Regions from separate parts of the Homo sapiens genome. Here region 1 is linked to region 2. Evidence: chromatin loops called from intact Hi-C (ENCODE). Cell type or tissue: PC-3. All regions are shown on one strand. Each heading gives the region's core, and the rest is flanking DNA. Links, peaks and the distances in the headings are about the cores only. Region 1 has its middle 30 kb from the start of DYNLL2. Region 2 overlaps MRPS23 (mitochondrial ribosomal protein S23).

What was found. Hi-C counts contacts between places; a loop is a spot of excess contacts. Peaks named below come from ENCODE experiments on the same cell type or tissue, not always from the same donor. Only the 100,000 strongest peaks of a DNase experiment are listed, where the experiment ranks them.
Region 1: it touches region 2 in a loop (9-fold over the local background); 8 of 110 quality-filtered maps call a loop at or near these places.

Annotation. Positions count from the first base shown.
Region 1 is chr17:58,107,531-58,119,336 of GRCh38, forward strand. No RefSeq gene overlaps it. Among named protein-coding and RNA genes, the nearest start is that of DYNLL2, 30 kb to the left of the region's middle. In PC-3, for the core only: CTCF peaks have their summits at 5,693 (motif pointing left) and 5,894; a DNase peak (open chromatin) is centred at 5,681.
Region 2 is chr17:57,827,932-57,839,737 of GRCh38, forward strand. It overlaps MRPS23 (mitochondrial ribosomal protein S23), which reads right to left. Exons shown (of 5, transcript NM_016070.4): 5 at 6,850-11,806. Among named protein-coding and RNA genes, the nearest start is that of MRPS23, 16 kb to the right of the region's middle. RefSeq lists enhancers at 4,821-5,332, 5,333-5,843, 6,012-6,512. In PC-3, for the core only: CTCF peaks have their summits at 5,613 (motif pointing left), 5,827 and 6,370; DNase peaks (open chromatin) are centred at 5,570 and 6,660; H3K4me3 peaks cover 739 bases; H3K27ac peaks cover 899 bases.

The DNA of each region.
Region 1 (11,806 bases), core at 1,206-9,205, 280 kb after region 2:
TTTTCTTCATGTTGCTTGTGTTAAGGTTCCTTGAACTAAGAAAACTCGTGGTTGTATAGTTTCCATCAACTTTGGAAAATTTCCAGCCATTATTTTTTAAATATATGTTCTCTCTCTCCTTTCCTGTCCTTCAGGGACTCCAATTACATGTATTTAGATTGCTGAAAATTGTCCTCCATCTATCTTTACGTATCGTCTTTTTCAGTTTTTCCTTTCTCTGTATTTTATTTTGGATATTTTGTATTGTCTTCAAGTTCACTAATCTTTTTTTTTTTTGCAATGTCTAATCTGTTATTGATCACATTAAATGTATTTTTTTATCTTATGTATTGTAGTTTTTACCTATAGAAGTTAATATGGGTCTTATTTAAATCTTCCATGTCTCCACCTAATAGTCTCAATATTCCTTCTAACTTTTTGAATGTATGGACATGAATGTAAGGCATGTAGAAGATTGTTATAGCATTGTATATAATGTAGTAGTAAGCTTTGGAAAACAGCCTAAATGTACAACAATAGAGGAATGGCTAAATATGACAATCTATATTATAAAATAATAGGCAGAAAGCAAAGAGAATCAAGCAATACTGCATGTTCTGATATGTAAAGAGCTCCAAAATGTATTGCTAAGTGAAAAAAAGTTGCAGAACAAATAGATACAGAATTATTCTCATGTTAAAAAATACATAACATACATATACACACACAAAACAATATTATTTTCTATGAACACAATGGTAGATAGACCCTATGATGACTCCCAGTGATCCTTAATTTCTAGTATTCATCCTTTTATATTGTTCCCACTCATACTGATTAGGACAGACCTGTGTAATCAAAAGAATTGTTGCAGAATTGATGGTGTGTGACTTTCAAGGCTAGGTCACAAAAGACATTTTTGTTTCTGCTATGCTTTCTTGAGCCACTTGTGCTAGTGGAAGCCAGCTACCACATTGTGAGTGTACTCAAGCAGACCTAATAAGTCATATTTCTTAGTATTTTTAGTATGATTGTGTCTCACACAATATCTGGGATATACTAATACTAAAATGTATTTGTTATTTATCTGAAATGCAAATTTAGCTGCCTATTCCATATTTTTATTTGCTAAATATGGCAACCTTAGATGGAGAGAAACTGAGGTTTGCCAATGCCCAATGACTGTCTCTTTATCCATGTGAGTGGAATGTTTGGAAAGTCCCAGTCAAGCCATCAAATGATTGCAGCCCCTGCATTCTTTTTATTTATTTATTTAGTTAGTTATTTGAGATGGAGTCTTGCTCTGTCATCTAGGCTGGAGTGCAGTGGTGCAGTCTCAGCTCACTGCAACCTCTGCCTCTGGGGTTCAAGCAGTTCTTCTGCCTCAGCCTCCCGAGTAGCTGGGATTACAGGCGCGCACCATCACGTCCGGCTAATTTTTGTATTTTTAGTAGAGACGGGGTTTCACCATGTTGGCCAGGCTGGTCTCAAACTCCCGACTTCAGGTGATTCGCCCGCCTCAGCTTCCCAAAGTGCTGGGATTACAGGCGTGAGTCACTGTGCCTGGCCTATTATTTATTTCTTTGAGACAGGATCTCACTGTGTTGCCCAGGCCGGAGCATAGTGGCGTGATCATCGTTCACTGCAACCTCAAACTTCTGGGCCCAGGCAATCTTCCTGCCTCAGCCTCCTGAGTAGCTAGGACTACAGCTGTGCACTGCCATGCCCAAATAATTTTTAAATTTTTTTTATAGAGATGGGGTCCCACTATGTTGCCTAGGCTGGTCTCAAACTCCTGGCCTCAAGCAATCCTCCTGCCTTGGCCTCTCAAAATGCTGGGATTACAGGCATAAGCCACCATGCCTGGCTCCCTGCCAACATCTTGACTGCAACTTCATAAGACAGAACCACTCAGCTAAACCACTCTGGAATTCTTGACCCCCCCAGATATTGTGTGAAATAGTAAATATTTATCATTGTTTTAAGCCACTAAGTTTTGGAGTAATTTCTTATGCAGCAATAGATAACTAACACAGGTACGTATGCACTTAAATACATGCACAAAGAGAGATTTGGATAAACTTTAATCCTCTGGGAAGGGATTGACTTTAGGGGTTGGAGTTTAGGGCAACCTAATCTATCTATCTATCTATCTATCTATCTATCTATCTATCTATCTATCTATCTAGAGAATGTAATTATGAGGAAGGAAAAATACATGCTATCCAAATATTAACAATGTCTGTCAACTGATGTATGGATAAACAAGTGTGGTATTCCATACAATGGAGTATTGTTCAGCCACAAAAATGCTTACAATACAATACAGCATTTCATGCTTATAACTGTTCATGCTTATAACATAGATGATTGTTGAAAACATGGAAAGTGAAAGAGGCCAGAATAAAACACCACATAAAACCTGTGAGATAATAAATGTTTCTTGCTTTAAGCCACTACATTTTGGGGTAATTCGTTACATAGTGATATGTAACCAATACGGTGGGTTTGTAAATACTGGTGTGAATAAAGGAGTATAGAGAAATGTCTAGCACATAACAGGACACCATAATAAATGTTGGCTGGTATGAGTGGAAAAGATGTGTCCAGTCCCAGAGATTATCCCTTGTGGGAGACCCGGGACAAGGAGGAGAAGGGCACAAGGGTACGACCTCAGCACTCACGCCAGCTGGACAGAGCCGCCTCAGGTCACCCTCTGCCTGTTCTGGAGGAAGAGGACATGAAACACACAAACACTCCCTCACCCCTTAATCTACATCTTCTCCTCTTAGGGTACCATCACCTTGTCCATAGCATAGAGTTATGTAAATACTAGTTATACAATATGTAACTAGTATATAACTAGTAACTATTTATGTAGCCGATACATAGTAATTCAGTAGCTGATATTTCCAGTTGCCCGTCTTCTACAGGGAACCGTCTCTTTGCCTCAAAGCAAACAGCCCCCAGCCCTGCCTGCAGGGAAGGCCTGGGTATGAGAGAAGGGATTACCTTTCTCCTGCTCTGCTTCTGTGCTGGGAGTGAACCCCTTCCCTGTTCTCTAGGGAGAGGGCTTCTTCCCATTCAGAGGAAAACATGTCTGTGACTCCTGTCCCTTCCTCAAGGGAAGGAAATATGACCAGTGTGTCTCCAGTCTGTGTGCACAATCCTTTTAATGGGAAAAAATTCCCAAGGACTCCTGGTGTTGACCAGTCAATTTTGTTGTAATATTACTTAAGTATGTAACCATGTATAACTATATGCATATAGCTCTTATGTGACTATAAAACTCAAAGCAAATTTACAAACTAAATACAAACAGAATTGCAAAACCTGTAAAATTCAAATGAAAAAACACAAATGTATTTTTTTCTTTTTGTATCTAAGTCACACCTCCTGCCAGTAATGAGCACCTGTCAGCCAGAGCACAGGTTCTCCCTGGACATGCTGTGCTGGGGCATGCCAGGTGGGCCACTCACTTCTTCCCACAGTTTTCCTTGATTTGAACCCTTACAAATCTTCCCTTCTAACAACACATCTTGGGGTCATTTGGTTTCCACGTGGTGTGAGCACATCATTTAGGTATCAGGTCTATCTCTGTGTGTGTGTGTGTTTTCCCTCCTCATTAGCTCTGAATAATTAAAGTAGCCAAAGCCACAGGTAAATAAATACAAATGGGGCCACTGGAACTGGGAGGCAGCTCTTTGTTTTAAGATGGCCATAGACAGAGTATCAGTCTGCCACCCAGGCTGGAGTGCAGTGGCGTGATCTCGGCTCACTGCAACCTCTGCCTCCTGGATTCAAGCAAATTCTCCTGCCTCAGCCTCCTGAGTAGCTGGGATTACAGGCACCTGCCAACATGCCCGGCTACTTTTTGTATTTTTAGTAGAGACGGGGCTTCACCATGTTGGCCAGGCTGGTCTCGAACTCCTGATCTCAGGTGATTCGCCCACCTTGGCCTCCCAAAGTGCTGGGATTACAGGCGTGAGCCACCGTGCCCAGCCCAGAGTTCATTTTAAAAAATACAGCAAATGAAAACACCAAATAATTTATTTTAGTGATTCTTATACCCCCAAGAACACCTGAGTTAAAAATAAACTGGTATAGGAGAAAAGCAGTTGTCTCTGACGTGGTGGCCCTCACTTTCTGCTCTGTTCCTTAGCAGAGGATTAAAGGAAATGAAAGTGTGTCTATGAAAGTGCTTGCCAAACTATCAAGCACAATCAAAATGTAAACTCTTACGCTTAGAAGGAAGGGTACAAAGTAATTTGAAGTCACATTGTCACTTGGCCAGATCCCTTGTGGCAGCCTCAGTTTTCTCATCTGGAAAGTAGGAATAAAAACTATTACCTCGAGGACTAAGTGATGACATAGGCAAAAGCACTTTATGAATTTAGCAAATGTTTAGGGAGCTCCTCCCTTGGGCCAGGCACATGGCTTTTCTTCCTTTCTCTCTCTGGGCCTCATTTTTCATCTAGGAATTGCAGCGTTTGGGCTGAGGGCTCTCTTTGTTCCTGCCACTCTGACTTAGCCTTTAGGTTTCTGTCTGCAGTTATAATTCAATCAATCAATCAATGCAAACTTACTGATCATCAGTCAGGTGCCCTGTGCTGTGAAGGCCACAGAGAAGCAGAAATCAAATAAACATTTACCAGCTTTGTACTTTTATCATCTTGAAAATTAGAGTCCCTGGGGTTTTTGTTGTTGTTTACTTTTATTTTATTTTATTATTTTATTATTTATTTATTTTTGAGATGGAGCTCGCCCCGTCACCCAGGCTGGAGTGCAGTGGTGCAATCTCGGCTTGCTGCAACCTCCGACTCCCAGGTTCGAGTGATTCTCCTGCCTCAGTCTCCCGTGTAGCTGGGATTACAGGTGCCAGCCACCACACCCGGCTAATTTTTATATTTTTAGTAGAGACGAGATTTCGCCATATTGGCCAGGCTTGTCTCAAACTCCTGACTTCAGGTGATCTGCCTGCCTCGGCCTCCCAAAGTGCTAGGATTACAGGCGTGAGCCACTGCGCCTGGCCTATTTTTATTTTTTATTTTTATTTTTACTTTGAGACAGAGTCTTGCCCTGTCACCCAGGTGGGAGTGCAGTGGCGTGATCTCAGCTCACTGCAACCTCTGCCACCTGGGTTCAAGAAATTATCCTGCCTCAGCCTCCTGAGTAGCTGGGATTACAGGCGCACGCCACCACACCCGGCTAATTTTTGTATTTTTAATAGAGACGGGGTTTCACCATGTTTGTCAGGCTGGTCTCGAACTCATGACCTCAGGTGATCCAACCTGCCTTGGCCTCCCAAAGTGCTGGGATTGCAGGCGTGAGCCACTGTGTCTGGTTACCTATTTTTATTTTTAATGTTTTTTTTAATTGACAAGTAAATATTGTATGTATTTATGGTGTGCACCATGATGTTCTGACATATGTATACATTGGGGAAGGAGCCCTAGTCTTGAAAAGAAGTGTCGTAAAGCAGCTCGTGCCTGGCACTTTTCAGTAATGTTTAGTTTCGTCCCAGCAAAGTCCCAATTCATTTCATGGTACCTTTGGTTGTTTGTCACTACAGTGTAAAGTTCTGGAAAGAGCGATCCATATTGTAATCCCCTTTGTGTTCACACTGCCCAGCGCAACGTTTTGGGCACAGGTGCTCAACCATTAAGTTTTGAACGAATGTAGTTGAACTCTCATGGAGAAGCAGCACCATCTTCTGGCTGAAGTGGGTAATGCTGCACAGGGCCAGAGAGCGGCTCAATTAGAGGCTGGCAATCAGAGGCTGGCAATGGATGCGCGCGTGTGTGCGTGTGAGCGTGTGTACATGTGTATTCAAGTGGAGATGAATGCACTCTTTCCTCAACTTTGCCATCCTCTACTATCAGAGTTTTAGCCTGAGGATGGTTGAGGCATCCTGGCCTCTAGAGCGAGAAGTTTGCTTTAGGGAAAACCTAATCTGAATTCACCCGTCTGCAATGCGGCGAATCAGGCCCAGAGAAGTTAAGGCTGGCTCAGGGTCACCCTGCAAGGTGGTGGCAGGGCCAGGCTGGAGTCTTCACTCCTGACTCTTCATCCAGGACTCTCAGAATTCCAGGGACCACTTTCCTCCTGAATGCTGAAGTTTTTGCCTTCCTAAAGCCATAATCTTTGTAGTGGATGTAGAACTCGGGAAAAGTCATTTGGTTATTAATGGTTGCAGACAGGGAGCAAAGATGGCAAGTTGAAGGAAAAAGCATTTATTTATTGAACATGCTATGTGCCAGGTACTCTGTATGTACAGACTACCATTTGTACAATGGAGATAATAATAGCAGCTCTTTCAGAGCATTGTTGTAAATAAAGTAATATAAATGTAGTAATATATGTAAAATGCTTACATATACTTAAAGTTGCTGGAATATCACGAGCACTCATATGTTTTAGTTTCTACGTCAGTTAGCTTTTCTTGGATGCAATTATTTGGAAACAGTCTGATCCTTTTAGGTCTTGCTTTTGTTAGGGACCTCCAGAGGAGTGTTCTGTCTAGGACCAATTATTCCCCACTATTGAGGCATGGCCTTCCTGCATATTCTACTCAATTCCAGTCTAGCTGGAGGCAGCGGGCACTGTTTCTGGCTCTGTGTGAGTCCTGGGCACTGTTCTCTCCTCCTTTCAGAAGGACCTCGGGTGGTTTCATCACACGCACGAGCTGATGAGTACACTGCTGAATACTTGAGGGGCACCCTCTGCACATCTCTGAGGCTCTCTGTGCAGCTCTCTCCTCCCCAGTACTCTGTCCTAAGAACTCTGGCCACCTTGATCTCCTGGGACTCTGCTGTGTCTCCTCAACTCAGAAGCTCCCTGGCTCCACCTGGGTTCCCTTTGTCTGTACTGTGGCCTGGAAACATTTTTCTAGGCTGTGAGCTGGGGTTGTCGTGGAGTTCATGTGGTTTTCCCATCTCTCGCATCACCATCCTTTGTGATCCACCCAATGTCCAGATTCTTGCCTGGTTATTCTAGCTGTTTCATGCAGGAAGATAAATCAGGTTCCTGTTACTTCATCTTGGGCAAAGCCTAAGCCCATCAATTGATTTTACAGCTTTAAACAGCAGCCATCTATTTACTCACGATTGGCAGGTTGGTGATTTGGGCTGAGCAGTTCTGCTGGCCATGGCTGGGCTCACTCCTGGGCCTGCAGTCAGCCTCATGTCAGCGAGGTGGCTCTGTTTCCTGGGCATTTGCTGGCTGTTGACTGGAGTGAAGAAAGCAACTGGGCCATGTGTCTCTCCTCCTCCAGCAGGCTAGCCTGGGCTTGTGGGTTCCTAGAGCATAAGAGAGCAAGCCCCTGTGATGAGCACTTTTCACGTCTATTCTAGAATCACTTTTGCTATTGTCCCTTTGTCCAAAGACAATGATCCACCCAGATCCAAGGGGTTGAGAAATGGACTTCACCTCTTGATGGGAGGAACTAGGAGGTCCCACTGCAGGGGCATAGGTACAGGTAGGCAAGAATGCATAGCCATTTTTGCCATGCCTATCATAGCTATTCCTATTCCTTTGTAAGCCTCACAAGAAGCCAGGAGGTTGATCTTATTATCGACAATTTACGGAAGAGAAAACTGAGGCTCAGAGAGGTTGAGAGACTTGCATAAGATCTCACAGCTAGTAGGAAGCAAAGCCAGGATTTGGACCAGGGTCTGCCTGCCTCTGAGCCTGGTGTGGTGTGTGTGTGTGATTCTGTATTCAACACCATCAACTGTTTATCCTTGGCCCTGGTCCCTGATGTGAGGCACTCCCTGAAGCTGCCCATGCTCCAGATCCTTCCTGACACTCTCCCACTCCCAACCCCAAACAGAAGGCCATGGCCCTGGGCCCCTCCTGTCAGTGCCTGTGGGGCCTGTGGACACTGAAGGAGATGTCTGTGTGTCAGTGTCTCTGTGTAGGGGAGCTCACGGGGCTGATGACCTATGTCCCCAGCTAGCGTGTTCCTCAGTGGGTCGTGAGTTCCTTCCTCTCTATGCTCCTCTGTTACTCCTGCCTGGGCTGTTTCAAAAGCCTCCTCACCTCCCTGGCTTCCCTGTCCCCATCCCTCCCTCGGGTTGAAGCCAGGTGGGCCCTTGAGGGTCCACGCTTGATGGCAGTGCTCTTCCATCCTCGGTCCTTCAGTGGCTTCTGATTTTTTTCCTAGATAAACACTAAATTCATTTTCCCAGCACCCAGTCCTTCCACGATCTCACCCTAACCTACTTTTGTGCTTTATTTCTGAACACCCATGCTAATGTCCTCCGTTATTGAGTCAAGGGCACCATGGCTTTGTCCCCCTGGGCTGGCCCCTGGGTGGTCCTTCCCTCCATCTCCACACACCCACTCCTCCTGCCTCCTGCACCACCCACCTGCGCTCCAGGCTGTGTGTGATGTCTGATCATTTCATTCAGGCCCCAACTTCCTGAGAGGGCGGACTGTCTTATTTGTGTTTGACCAACTGAGAAAGCCCAGGCCTGGGAGGGGATTGGGAGGACTCTCTGGCTTTGTGTGGTACTCTCAGCCCAGTGAGAGGCACGGGAGCCTTCCTGGGACCTCCTGCTATTCTAGCCCAAGATTGGTGCTGCAACGAAGCAACTGGACCCCTGTGGCTGAATAGCACCCTGTGGACTCCGTAGATATGTCCACTGCTCCTCGTGACCTTGGGGGAGGGGAGAGAGTGCCCATAAAGGCTAAGTGTGTATGCACCAGTGGGGTAGCAGAGAAGTTGGGGCAGGCCATGAAGTGGTGTGGAGGGGCTCAGACCAGGGGCCAGTGAGGGGCACTGCTTTTGGTTGGGGTAGTCACCAATGCTGCTCACTGAACATTTCTTTTCCCCTCCAGGCACGCATTGAGGTAGGTGGACCACGCACTTACCTTGACTAATGGAATGTGGATGAGTGACGTCTGTCACATCTAGGTGGGAGCTGTAAGAACCCATGCTGAATTGCCACAACCCCTACCCACCAAGATGAATGAAGTCTCATTAACCTGGGTTCCCAAGGGATGAAGATAAGCAGATCCAACTGCCCTCCCATGCCCAACATGAGATTTGGGGTTCATTTGTTACAGTGACATAACGAACCCATCCTGAAGGTACACTTGAAGAGGGCAGGATTTCAGAAGTTGAAGGAAGTGGAGAGAAAGCCTTAGTGGATTTCCTGGCACATGTGTCGGCCTCAGAGAAGGCCTGGAGGGAAGGGGAGGGGTCTGGGAAGACAGAGACTACTTTTGGCTCTCTGCCTCTCTCCAGTTGACCCTAGTTCTTGGGATTTGGGGATGGTAACACTGATGTTTCCCCATAATGCAACCATGCTCCATCTCCCCAGACCTGGATTAGAATCTTGGCTTGGCCATGCACTGGCTTTAGCCTTGGGCAACTCACCTTAGCTCTGTTATGATTCAGGTTCCTTGTCTGTAAAAGGGATTGGAGAGCACCTATCTTGAGGATTTGAGGTAACACATATAAAACACTCTTCTTTTCATGTGGTGGACACTCACTAGCTGGCTGCTGATTTTTATTCTTTTTCTTCTCAATCTACTATTCCCAGTGGTGGGGTGGGGAGTGGGAGAGATGGACTACAGCCATCTGAGACCACCCTCCCCACTCACCTCACTTTGCTCAGCTGGCCTGAGCTATTGATGTTGCCAAGACAATGATGACATGTGGACCATCCCCAAAAGATGCTGTGGTCTGTGATCAGACCCTTTGGTCTGCCTGAGTGTGAGTGTGTGTGTACACACACACATGCATGCACAGGCAGCCAAAGTCAGAAAAAACAATGGCCTGAAATTAGCAAAAAAAAAAAAATTGTTTCTGGAAAAATTTGCACCAACTGCTTGGGAATCTGAAGATAAAGGCAGGCACAGGCCAAGTCAGAGATCAATGGGCCTAAAGCAAGTAATGGCAATGATGATGATGGTGATAGTGATGGTGATGGTGATAATGATGGTGATAATGGTGATAGTGATGGTGTCAGTGATGGTGATGATGGTGATGGTGACAGTGATGATGGTGATGATGGTGATGCTGCCGATGATGGTGATGCTGGTGATAGTGATGGTGATGATGGTGATAGTGACGGCGATGATGATAGTGATGACGGTGATGGTGACAGTGACAGTGATGGTGATGATGATGGTGGTGATGGTGATGTGACAGTGATGGTGATGATGATGGTGATGGTTACAGTGATGATGATGGTGAGGATGATGGTAACTACATTTGTTGAGCTCCAGCAGATGGATGTAATGGTTCAGAGCCGGTCTCTGATGTCAGCAAACCCTGGGTTTGAATCCTCTTCTGTTTCTCCAGGACTTGAGAGGCATATTGGTTAACCTCTCAGTTACTCTTTGGTAAATGTGGAAATAGTAGTCCTTACCTTTTAGGCTTGTGAAGATGAAACGAGATAACATGTGAATTCTCAGCTTGGAGCCCAGTATACAGCAGCACTCAGTATGTGGCGAATTTTGTTAGGACAATATTACTCTTGGGCTAGGTACTGTGCTGAGCACTTCACATACATCTCCCCAAAAGGCTGTCATGATAGTATTAGGATCCTCATTTTGCAGCTGAGGAAACAGAGAACAGAGCCTGCATAGCATCCCAAAGTCACTTAGCTTCTAAGTAAAAACCAGAATTTGAACCCTGGTTGATCTTACTCCAAAGCCTTAGCCTTAGGTATAAAGGCTTGTGGTAGGTTTTTCATGATAGCAAAATATTAAAAATATAATTACCACCAGTAGGGGATTGGTTAAACAAGTTACAGGACATCCTCACAATACACACAGTTGCAAACAAAGTATTTAGGAAGATTTTCAAGATATGTTAAGAGAAAGAACACAGTATAGAACAGTGTACAGTATATTACTATTTCTATAAAAGAGGGTGATTAATATATAAATGTATGTGTTTGTTTATATATGCACAGGACACACAAGAAACCAATGACATTAGTTGCCTATCAGGAAGGGAACTAGGTGGCAGGGTGACATGGATGGGAGGGATACTTTACTATGTACCTTTTTTTTTTTTAGATGAAGTTTCACTCTGTCACCCAAGCTGGAGTGCAGTGGCACGAACTTGGATCACTGCAACCTCCGCCTCCCAGATTCCAGTGATTCTCCTGCCTCAGCCTCCCGAGTAGCTGGGATTACAGCCGTGCACCACCACGCCCAGCTAATTTTTGTATTTTTAGTAGAGATGGGGTTTCACCATGTTGGCCAGGGTGGTCTCGAACTCCTGATCTTGTGATCCACCCACCTTGGCTTCCCAAAGTGCTGGGATTACAGGCACGAGCCACCATGCCTGGCTACTACCCTTTTATATTTTTGTGTGTGTGGAGATGTGTGTGTGTTTTTTGTGGTTCAGAGCTGATCTGTAAATTAATATGTAAATAATTAACGTGATTTCACTGACTTCATTTTTTATCACCCTCCCCCACTCTCAGTCCCTACAGCTTGGGTTCTTGTGTTCCTCAAACATTCATTCCAGCCCAGGGCCTTTAAACTTGATTTTCTCCATGAGACCCTCTTCCCCTGATCCTTGCCTTTCCTTCACCACATTCAAGTCTCTGCCCAGATGCCATCCTTCAGAAAGGCCTTTCCTGACCATGTGACCCGAAATAACCACCACTGTTCATTGTTGCTTTATTTTCTTTACATCACTATGCACTGTCTCAAATTATATTATTCTGTTTTTCTGTGTATTTACTTGTTTCTTTTCTATTTCCCCCACTAGAATGTAAGTTCCAGTAGGACGAAGATTTTTTTCTGTTATATATCTTAGTGTATGATACATGATAGATGCTTAATAAATATTTGCTGGTGG
Region 2 (11,806 bases), core at 1,170-9,169:
CCTGGGGTCGGAGGGGTGGAGAGCCTGTTCAGAAAATTGTGGGGAAATTTGAAAATGGACTGAGTACGAGGAAATCTTCAAAAACTGGCTGTTAAATGCCATGTTGTTGGGTTTGATAATGGTATTGTATTGATATAAGAAAGGGTCTTATTTTCCAGAGAAGCAGGCTGAAGCCTTGGGTGAGAGAGGTTTTGTGGGAACTTGCTTTAAAATGCCTCAGAAAAGCTGGAAGCTGTCGCTCATGCCTGTAATCCCAGCACTTTGGGAGGCCAAAGTGGAGGGATTGCTTAAGCCCAGGAGTTCGAGACCGGCCTGAACAACATGGTGAGATCCTGTCTCTACAAAAACTCAGAAAATGAGGCGGGCAGATCCCTTGAGCCCAGGAGGTTGAGGCTGCAATGAGCCATGATTGCACCACTTGCCCTCCCACCTGAGTGACAGAGCAAAACCCTGCCTCAAAAAAACAAACAAAAAACAAAACAAAAAAAAACACTTCAGAAAAAATATAGATGAGCAAAAACAGCAAAATATTAATAATGGTTTAGTCTACATGATAAACATATGGAGGATCTTTATATGATTCTTTTTTTTTTTTTTTTTTTTTGAGATGGAGTCTTGCTCTGTCGCCCAGGCTGGAGTGCAGAGGCGCGATCTCGGCTCACTGCAACCTCCACCTCCCAGGTTCAAGCAATTCTCCTGTCTCAGCCTCCCGAGTAGCTGGGATTACAGGTGCACGCTGCCATGGCTGGCTAACTTTTTGTATTTTAGTAGAGACAGGGTTTCACCATATTGCCCAGGCTGGTTTCCAACTCCTGAGCTCAGGCAGTCCACCTGCCTCGGCCTCCCAAAATGCTGGGATTACAGGCATGAGCCACTACACCCAGCCAATTCTCTCTACTTTTATGAATGCTTCCATAATCAAATTTAAAATGTGGGTTTGTTTTGTTTTGTTTTGTTGTGTTTGAGACAGGGTCTCGCTCTGTCAGTCAGCCTGGGGTGCGGTGGCATGATCATAAATCGAGGTTTCAGTGAAACCTCGAACTCCTGGGCTCAGGGGATCCTCCCACTTCAGCCTCTGGAGTAGCTGGGACTACAGGCACACACTACCACGCATACCTGGCTAATTTTTAAAAAATTTTTTGTAGAGATGGGGGTCTCACTATAATGCCCAGGCTAGTTCCGAACACCTGGCCTCAAGTGATCTGCCTACCTTGGTATCCCTAAGTGTTGGGATTACAGGCATGAGCCACTGTGCCCAGCCTGAAAAGATTTTAAAGAAGTATTTAATAAATCTTGGAAGATGCTGATTCTGCTCTTCTTGGAGCTCCGCTTGGACCCATGGACCCAAAGAACAGGACTTCAGGGATCTTGTAGCTCAACCCCCTCATCTTACAAATGGCTAAAAAGGTTTGAAGACTTACCAAAGTCATACAGCCAACAAATGGATGAGCTGGGGCCAGGCTGGGGTCTCCAGGAGCCTTACCCAGTGTCCTATCTACTGTCTCATGTCTGCCTCATTTTTGGACAAAAGGAGCTATTTTTAAATGTCAATAAAGAACCGGGGTACACTCAGTTCTTTTTTTCTTAAGGCAGACATTGCCTATGGGTCGATGGGTTCTCATCGTAAAAAACCCCTGACTATACCCGGAAAGTTTTATTCTCTTCAACATAAAATTAAAGTATATTCAAGTCCTTTAGATCTTACAGCCACTCCTTTGGGGGTTGGCAAAGCATGTGTCAGTCGAGCAATAAACATCTGTCATCTAGAGCTCATTAATATTAATTACAAGTGGCCAGTGGCTCAGGGGACCTCAGTCCTGCAGATGAGATTTTCCTAAATTTGACCTTCTTAGACTTACAGGTGTTTAAACTGGTTCTTTTAAGAAGCCAGTCTATGGCCAGGCGCAGTGGCTTATGCCTGTAATCCCAGCACTTTTGGAGGCCGAGGACGGTGGATCACTTGAGGTCAGGAGTTCGAGACCAGCCTGGCCAACATGGTGAAACCCCGTCTCTACTAAAAATACAAAAATTATCTGGGTGTGGTGGCACATGCCTGTAGTCCCAGCTACTCAGGAGGCTGAGGCAGGAGAATCACTTGAACCCAGGAGGCGGAGGTTGCAGTGAGCCAAAATCACGCCACTGCACTCCAGCCTGGGCTACAGAGCAAGACTCCATCTCAAAAAAAAAAAAAAAAGGCCGAGGGCAGTGGCTCATGCCTGTAATCCCAGCACTTTGGGAGACCGAGGCTGGCGGATCACCTGAGGTCTGGAGTTCAAGACCAGCCTGACCAACATGGTGAAACCCCATCTCTACTAAAAATACAAAAATTAGCCAGGCGTGGTGGCAGGCACCTGTAATCCCAACTACTGGGGAGGCTGAGACTAGAGAATCACTTGAACCCAGGAGGCGGAGTTTGCAGTGACTGGAGATCGTGCCAGTATACTCCAGGCTGGGTGACAAGATCGAAACTCCGTCTCAAAAATAAATAAATAAAAATTTAAATAAAAAAAAAAAGCCAGTCTAGGCCCATTTCAACAATCAAAAGGGAAGAAATAAACACTCCCAAGTATCAGAGGTTAGGTTGCCCAATAAGCCAGGAGGGGCCTGGCCAGAATGCTACAGGACTGTGGGACATTCTGGTGCCTTCTGTCTGCCTGGAGCTTGGGTTGCCAGATCCTCCTCCTTAGCTGGCCCATCTCCCACAGCCCTTTTCTCTTCTCTCACATAGGAAAGTTGGGGATGGGGCAAAGCTACCAAAGACAAGCTTTACCTTCTCATATTTAAATTGGAATTTTTCTGGGATTAAGCCCACTACCTCTTGTTCTAACCTTGGGGGCCCTTGGAGGGTGGGTAGGCAGAGAAACCAGATGTGGCTCAGGCACACTCACTGAGGTGACCTGGATCCCGGGCACTGAGCCTTCCCTTTTCCCATCTGAAAATGGAGCCCCTGCCCATGCTATGGGAGTCAGCCTGTGGCTGCTGGCAGTAGTGGCAAAGCCACCCCCTTGTCCCTGATGTCACACTCAAGGGGGCTGGAAGCCTTGAGGAGCCAGCCAAGTGACATCTATACCAGCCTGGTTCTCAGCGGGAAGCCAGATCCGAGAAGGCAATGGGCTCCGGGAGGGCAGAGGAGGTCACCTGAGCTGCAGAGAAGGGGCAGGGCCATTTCGCCCCACTGGGCGGGAGCCAGCAGGAGCTGATGATAAAGCTCAGGACCTCCTCGTATGCACTGAATATTCCAGAAATAACCCTGAGCACGCCTAGGGTTTCCACTGAGCACCTGGGAAAGGAGAGGCTTTGAAGAACAATCCTGCATTTCCTGCAGAATTTTCTAGGAGGCAGAGACTAGAAAGCTGAACTTTTCCACTAGTTGTCCCTCATCCTGCCACACTCCCTCTCCGGAGGCCATCGTCTTGGAATCTACACTGCTTCCAGGTTGAAGGCCAGTAGCATCACCACCAGCCCCACAGCCATGTTCTTCTTTCCTGCATCTTTATTTCGCGTAACAGTAGAAGGCTTGAGAGTTTACAAAGTTCTGCATAGCCAGCATCTTATTCGGGTTTTGCACCCCAAAACATACTTGGTGCTAATATTATTTTCCCCGTGTCAAAAACAGGGAAATCATTCATTTGTTCACTTGACAAATATACTTCCAAAAATCTATTAGGTTCCAGATTCTCTCCTGGGGCTGGATGTGGCTCAAAATGGTCAAGTGATTTCTCTAAAGCCATGGCCACAAAGGAGTGCCAGCGTCAGGATTTGAATCCAGTCCTTTTGACTGAGACTTAGAGAGGAAAGAGGTCAGAGCCCTTCCCCTGTAACCCACCTGGGTGGCACCCTTAGCTCTGTGCTCCTCTGGCCTCACATCCCAGGTAATTCAAGGCAGAGGGGCCCACCATACACTGGCAGACCACCAGGGTAAAATAAAGTGGGAGGGTAGGAAGGTCAAGGATAGATCTTTCTGGTCCTCTAGGCCTCATCCTCACCCTGCCCACCATTTCTGCCCTGGCACCCACTGCCTCCCCATGCCCTTCATAGGGAGAAGCTCCAGAAAGAGTTTCAGAAACTCCTAATTGCTGACTAGCCCCAGGTCCCCAAAACAATGGCTCTGATGTTGGAACTATTTTCCCTGGCCGGGCCTCTAGGTAGTGACCCTCTGGCTTTCCTCCATAATCTGGGGCAAAGAGGGTGGAGAAAGAAAGCAGAAAAGTGTGCTGAAAGGAAGGCAGTTGGGGGGAGTGTAGAGGGGCAGCAAGGAGGCAGAAAAGGGCCGGGCATGGTGGCTCATGCCTATAATCCCAGCACTTTGGGAGGCCAAGGCGGGAGAGTCGCTTGAGGCCAGGAATTTGAGACCAGCCTGAGCGACATAGCATAGAGACCCTATCTCTACAAAAAAATTAAAAATAAAAAATTAGCTTGGCATAGTGGCATGCACCTGTAGCCCTAGCTACCTGGGAGGCTGAGGCAGGAGGACCACTTGAGCCCAGGAGGTTGAGACTGAAGTGAGCTATGATTGCACCACTGCACCCCAGCCTGAGTGACAGAGAGAGACTTTGTCCCTATTTTTAAAAAAAGGAAGCAGGAAAGAAGAAACAGAATGAGTGTCATTGAGTGTCATTTAAAATGTTGGTTTCTACACACACGCTTGCCCACAGGCATACACAATCCAAGAAGTTACTAAATAAATGCACATTTTCCAGTGAAACCTACCAGCATGGGATAAGTTCCAAAAGCGGATAGTTCCCAAGATGTTCTCTAGTTTCCTCCTTTGTTGTTGTTGTTGTAGTTGTTTTTTAATTTGATTCATTTACTTGGTGCTAGAAGTTTGGAAGGAGATAAAGGACAGAGTAACTACTGGGGGTGGGGGATAGAGAAAGCTGTGTTTAGACGAGTGGCTGGTGAAAGAGGACACAATACCGTTTCTTCTCAATGTTAATCTAGCGCATGTTAATTCCTCCCCACCCAGTGGGAATCGACAGTGGCTGAAAGCCTTCTAGGCACTGACAGCAAAGACGGAGTACTCGCCAAGAACTTTGTTCACGTTCTCATTCAGTCCTCACAGCAACTTAGTGAGGTAGACGTTGTTACCCTTGTTTTACAGATAAGGAAATTGAGGTTCAGACGGTTCACTAACTCCCCTAATGTCACCAGACAAAGCAACAGATCAGGGTTTCAAACCCAGGTCTGTTCTCCAAGGCCTGGGTTTTTTCCGCTGCTCTGCCTCCCTGCCTGCACTGTTCTCTCTCCCGCTGTCCTCCACAGCAAATTCGCAGATGTGTCATTGACTGGAGAAGGTTAGGAAACACTGCTCTGGGCAGAGTCTCCAGGGGCTCAGCGCAGTAAGCTCCTTCCTCTCCAGCTCCTATTATGGTGCAAACAGTGCCGCTTCCCCGGCAGGCCTTTGTCATTTGTCCCGTGGCCTGTCCCCTCCCATCTCTACCCCATCCCAGTAGCACCCCAGGACCTCAGCTTCCTAAATTTCAGCCACAACATTATTTTTACAAGGACACTCTTCAACCTTGAAAGGCAAGGTACCCCGAGGCAAGGAAACGAAATGACTGTAGTTGAACAGCATGAGAGTCCAGCGCCATCTAGTGGTGCTGAAACCGACAAGTCCCTGGCGGTGACATTTTCAAATAATCAATATCTCATTATTAACCATAATCACAACCTGATGTTTACTTTTGGAGAAATGTTCAGCAGCAAGGGATGCACATGCACTTTTCTGCATGTTTCAGAGGCCTGCGATCCTAAATGCCACAATGACTATTAAACAGTGTCCTGCCCATGAGCAAACAGGAGAGATTGATTGTATATCTTTTTCATCTAAGCTGCTCACCAAAAACAAAGCTCAGTTGAAGCCAGTGACCTTTCACTAACTGCTGGAAGGAAAATGCTTGATAAATAATAAATAGACCACTACTGGATCTTGCTTAGAACTATCTTTTAATTAAAAGAACTGAGGAGCTAGAAGGTCCGGTGACTGACATTTATTTCAGTTGCAGTCCAGGAAAAGCATTCATTGAGGGTAAAATGATACTTGAAATGTATTTTCGTTGTCAGCTAGTATTCCCCAAAAACCCTGTCTGTAATCTGCATGGATGGAGGGTGGTGGTGGTGGCTGGCAGTAGCAACATTTTGTAGGGAACATAACACTTAACTTCCTGCCTTCTCTGCCTTCCCCTAGCAACCTTTTCTTTTTCGTGCTGCAGCAATAAACACTTGTCTGGTTCAGCATCACCACAGAAACTGCTTCAGTGCCGGGCTCATCCAATCAGAGACCCGCCTGCCACATTGAGCGCTACCCTAGGAGTGACAGGAAAGCCATTTCCCGTCTTTTCCACAGGAGGGCAGGTGCCCTTCCTCTGCCAGCCAAGGTGACCTCGACCAAGTTGCTCACTGAACCTGCTCAGCCATCCCTCATCTCACCCAGCACGGTCAAAGGCTCAGAACGCATGACTAACTTAGCCCGAGTCAGGCTCCCACCTTTTGGCTATTCTAGAATTGAGCTCAGAACATAGAGACCAGGAAGTCTCAGCCTTCCCCATCCCCTCCTCCACTCACCTTTGCTTGCTCCTAGCTCCAGTCTTCTGGCTGAGGCCGTGCCAGCTTGCGTTGACTACCAGCACCACATCATGTTCTCTGCCCTAACTCCCATGTACTCAGGAAAACTGCCAGCCCATTCTGAGTCAGGCTTGGTCACAAATGAAAGCTGAGGATGGATGAGGCCCAACTCCGGGTGCCACGTCTGGATTCCCCGGAGCAGAGGCAGGCACCAGTGCCAGCCTCAGAGAAAATCTTACTGTCCCACTTGAGTGACTTTGTTTAAAAAAAGAAATCTGCTGAAGGTTTTTAAGTGGCACGCCATCATTTATTTACAGAGAAAGGTATCACTTTAACAAAATCAGGAGTCCTTCGGGGGCAGATTATTCTGTAATACCACTTTCATTATCAGAGAACTCTCGATACAAAGTGTTCTACAAAACTACAAGAAGAATCAGGCTAGCCTTTTAAGGACATCATCAAAAATCAGGCCTACCCAATAAAGGCAGAGGCAGAGCTCTATAAAATTTGGTGAATCCAGGACCACTTAAACAAGTCAGACATATAGATGATGGAAGACATGGGACGTGAATTTCTTTTGCTGGCTTTCTCATTCCTCCTATTCTATCACTTAAAGCATTTACCTGCCAGCCCCCAACATCCCAGATCTCTCCCCACTACCCTTGGAGAGCTCATTTCTTCTCCTGGCTCCAAATCTTGCCCCTGTAGACACCTATCCCTTATCTCTGTCTGCCACTTAGATATAGCACCATCACCTTCAACTTAGTAGGTTGAGAATTGAAGCTCTCTCCCAGGAGAGCACCAGTTCCACGTCACCAACTGGGTGTTAGTGATGCTGCTAAGTTTTCTAGTCACTCAGGTTTGTGACCTTGGACTTGCTGCCTCCTTTTTGGTCCCTCTGACATGTCTCCTCTTTCCTCCTTCCCTGCCCACTCCTCCATCCCATTCTTTACATCACTCCTAGGCAAACCTTTCTTTGACCTGACACTGCTTTCACTACATTCTTTCTTTCCCTGCTCAAACTTTCCCATACCCAACTGGCTCCTCCATGTAGTTGTCAAGGCCACCATGATCTTATCTCATCCTACCAGTTCAAATGGGCTTTTCCACTACTGCTCAAAATAGTAATAAAACCACCAGCCACACATTACAAATGAGCTTTGCACTCATCTCAATTAATCCTCACAAAGCTAACTGGAAGCCAAAAAGGCAAACATTGTCCATATTTTACAGGCTGAAATACTGTGACAGGCACAGGGTCACATAGTAAAAACTGCCTGGAGTATCCAGATCTAGAACCCAAATCTTCATTACTTGTCTGGGGCAAACTTCACTGTAACCTGGATATATGCCTTCCTCGCCTTGGATTCAGCAAATCCGTAGGAGGGTCTGCTCCTGAAAGGCTGTTTAATGTTTCAATGGGTTAAAAGAATAAGAATTTCTGCCCTCCTTTATACTTTTTTTTTTTTTTTTTTTGAGACAGTGTCTCTCTTCTGTCGCCCAGGCTGGGGTGCTGTAGCATGATCTCAGCTCACTGTAACCTCCACCTCCTGGGTTCAAGCGATTCTCCTGCCTCAGCCTGCCGAGTAGTTGGGATTACAGGAGGCTGCCACCACATCCAGCTAACTTTTGTATTTTTAGTAGAGATGGGGTTTCATCATGTTGCCCAGGCTGGTCTCAAACTCCTGACTTCAAGTGATCTACCCATCTTGACTTCCCAAAGTGCTGGGATTACATGAGCCACCACGCCCACCCTATACTCTTAATAGGTAAATAATCATTACTACTTGAATGAAGGCCACAGTAAATGAGGCAGGAGTACAAACAGTAGGCCAGGTAGACCAACAGCAGTGAAGCACCTTATGAACACAATCTGTAGGGGGTTCAGTAAGGGACTTGATATTATGTATTTTCCGAGCACAGACAGCATTTGAAAACGGCACGGAAGGTTCAATTCCTACAGACCATGGTAGAAGGGAGGGTGTTCCTGCCCAAAGAAACCGCATGTACATGTCCATCCCACTGCCTTTCCAGGCTCTCATGCAGTATTCCTAGACAAATCCAGAACTGATTCCTTGCCCCTGAACCTCTACTGTACTTTTATATCAAAGTTTAAAAGGATTCCTGTTCATCTTGCTGTTTCACAAGTCACTCTTGTAGTCCCAACTCGATTTTAAGATTTTTTTTTTTTTTTTTTTGAGACAGGGTCTTGCTCTGTCGCCCAAGCTGGAGTGCAGTGGCACAATCTCGGCTCAACTGCAGCCTCTGCCTCCTGGGTTCCAGCGATTCTCCTGCCTCAGCCTCCCGGGTAGCTGGTATTACAGGCACACGCCCGCACGCCCAGCTAATTTTTTTGTATTTTTAGTAAAGATGGGGTTTCACTATGTTGGCCAGGCTGGTCTCGAACTCCTGACCTCAGGTGATCCGCCCACCTTGGCCTCCCAAAGTGCTGGGATTACAGGCGTGAGCCATGGAGCCCGGCCTGATTTTAAGCTCTTTAAAGCCAAGAATGCGGTCATGCTTCCATTCTCTCCAAAACGTGATGGGGATCTGATGACAGCTTTTGCCCAAACTGTGGAAATAGTTCTGAGTTTCCAAAGTAAGCTTCATATCTTTCACTATGTTTTGATCACTAAGACTTAACCTAAAGAAGTCAATGAGTGACAGCAGCTTTCTCCCCATCCAGATATTTGCTATACAGGGATGGTCTTTCCCTTCTGGTCCAGAGTCCCAGTCTGGTTTAACAAGATCAGAATGTGTAGGGGAACGCATTCTCATACATTGCTATGAGAGTATAGTTAAGCACAATTTCTATGGACGAAGATATCAAAACTCAAAATGATCTGCTCCTTGATCCAGCATCCCATAACTCTAGCAGCCCATTTGCAACACAGTAAAACAAAGAACATTTTCTTCAATCGGGCACTGATTAAATCACAGTGGATCTCTGAGACATAGTAACTAGAAAAGCAAGGTACAGAACAGTATGCATAGTGTCCTGTCCATGCCCAAAATATTTCTGGAAGAGCGCACAAGGAAATGGTGATAGTGATGGCCTCAGGGAAGGGGAAAAGGGTGGCTGGGGAACAGGGGTGGGAGACTAGCTTTTTACTGTTAAGTTTTGAACCATGTGCATGTATAATTTTTTTAAAGAATTATGCAACAAATAACTTCTTTAAAAGTCTTCAGCCCCAGTACGGTCGCTCAGGCCTGTAATCCCAGCACTTTGGGCGGCTGAGGCAGGAGGATCGCTTGAGGCCAGGAGTTTGAGACCAGGCCAGCCTGGGCAACATAGCAAGACTCCATCTCTACAAAAAAAAACAAACAAAAAAAATGTTAAAGAGCCAGGCGTGGTGGCACATGCCTATAGTCCTAGCTATTCGGGAAGTGAGCCAGGATGGCTTCAGCCCAGGAGTTAAGACTGCGGCAGGGTATGCACCACTGCACCCAGCCTGGGTAACACAGTGAGACCCCCATCTCCTAAAACAAAATTAAAAAAAAAAAAAATTAAGGCCAGGCATGGTGGCTAACACCCGTAATCCCAGCATTTTGGGAGGTTGAGATGGGTGGATCACTTGAGGCCAGCAGTTTGAGATCAGCCTGGGCAACATGGTTAAAAGCCCGTTTCTACTAAAAATACAAAAATTAGCCGGGCGTCATAGCATACACCTGTAATCCCAGCTACTTGGGAGGCTGAGGCAGAAGAACTGCTTGAACCTGGGAGGCGGAGGTTGCAGTGGGCCAAGATGGCTCCACTGTACTCCAGCCTGGGAAACAAAGTGATACTCCATCGCAAAAAAAAAAAAAAAAAAAAAAAAAAAATTAAAAATCTACAGAGGAGGAAAACAAACAAAAATAGCAAAAATGGGACATCAATCCAGACATGAAGGAAAAAAACATTTTTTAAATATTCATCATTGTGGCAAAAAAAACCTGCCCTTAAAAAACCAGAAACCTAAGGTTTAAAGAGATGAGTGACCCCTCAATTGTTCCTCTGAGAATAGACTGTGTCTTTCACCTGCTTTTTAAGTCCTCTTCCCAAGGTCTGGCCCGATGTTTGGTCTCAATGGTTGTGTAATGTCTCTGAATGGATGAAATTTACTTCCCTACGGAAAAGTAAAGCATTCTCCAAATGCAAGCAGTTGTGAAACAGTGATAAAGGTCGAGGGGGAAGCAGCATGGCTGAGAGCTGCTTTTGCCTAATGTATTCATTCACCTGCATGAACCAAGCACCCACGTGCATGGATGTGTACTATATACAGACTGTGAGATGTGGACCTGCCTCACAGTGTACCAGGAGAGATGAGAGCATACACAAAGAATCACTGGGTAGAAAATCTACATGAGTTTTAAAATAGGGAATTTCTGAAGCAGCTTACTACTAACAGCTAAAAACCACTGGCTTGACCACATATACAAAGGCTGCAATCTCAGAGGGATATTTCATGTATTTAGTAAAACCTGGGGAAACGAGGAAGGCAGGGAAGTTGATAAGGACTTGTAGGCACACTTTGGCCCCAGGGAGGCAGGTGGATGCTGGTGGAGAGCATCACCTAAATTAGCTGCCTCCTTTCTTGGCAATCCTGTTATCTACACCATATGAATCCAGTCTTTAGCTGGATATAACCATTCGTTCACTCATTCATTCAACAAGTATTTACTGAACAGCCTAGTCTGTGCAGGCCTATGTTAACTGTCTCCAGCACACTCAATCCATGACATTAAAGTTACAGTTTTGGTCTTTGTGTATCAGCAATGACAGGTCCTCACTCTTACCACAAAGCGCAAGTCAGCTTGGCCTCTCAAGTGGAGAGATAATCGTTCTATAGCAAGAAGTACAAAGATTCTCTGCAGACAAAACCAGCTAGCCAAGGTTCCACAACATGTGTACACGTATAAGTCTGATGGATCAGAAGAAATATGTACCCGGGAATCAGATGTAGCCAGCCCACATACTAACAAACATCAAAGCAAGCCTAGTCAGATTGAGTCCCATTTGAACAATCTTTATAAAGGTTTCTTCATGTTATTTACAATTCAAAGTAAATTTACTTTATAAGCAGCTAGGGAATTCTTTATTTAGTAATGTCCTAACATAAAAGTTCACATAACTGCTTCTGTCAAACCATGATACTGAGCTTTGTGACAACCCAGAAATAACTAAGAGAAGGCAAACATAATACCTTAGAGATCAAGAAACATTTACACAGTTCAACTGTTTAAAAATAGCTCAACATTCAGC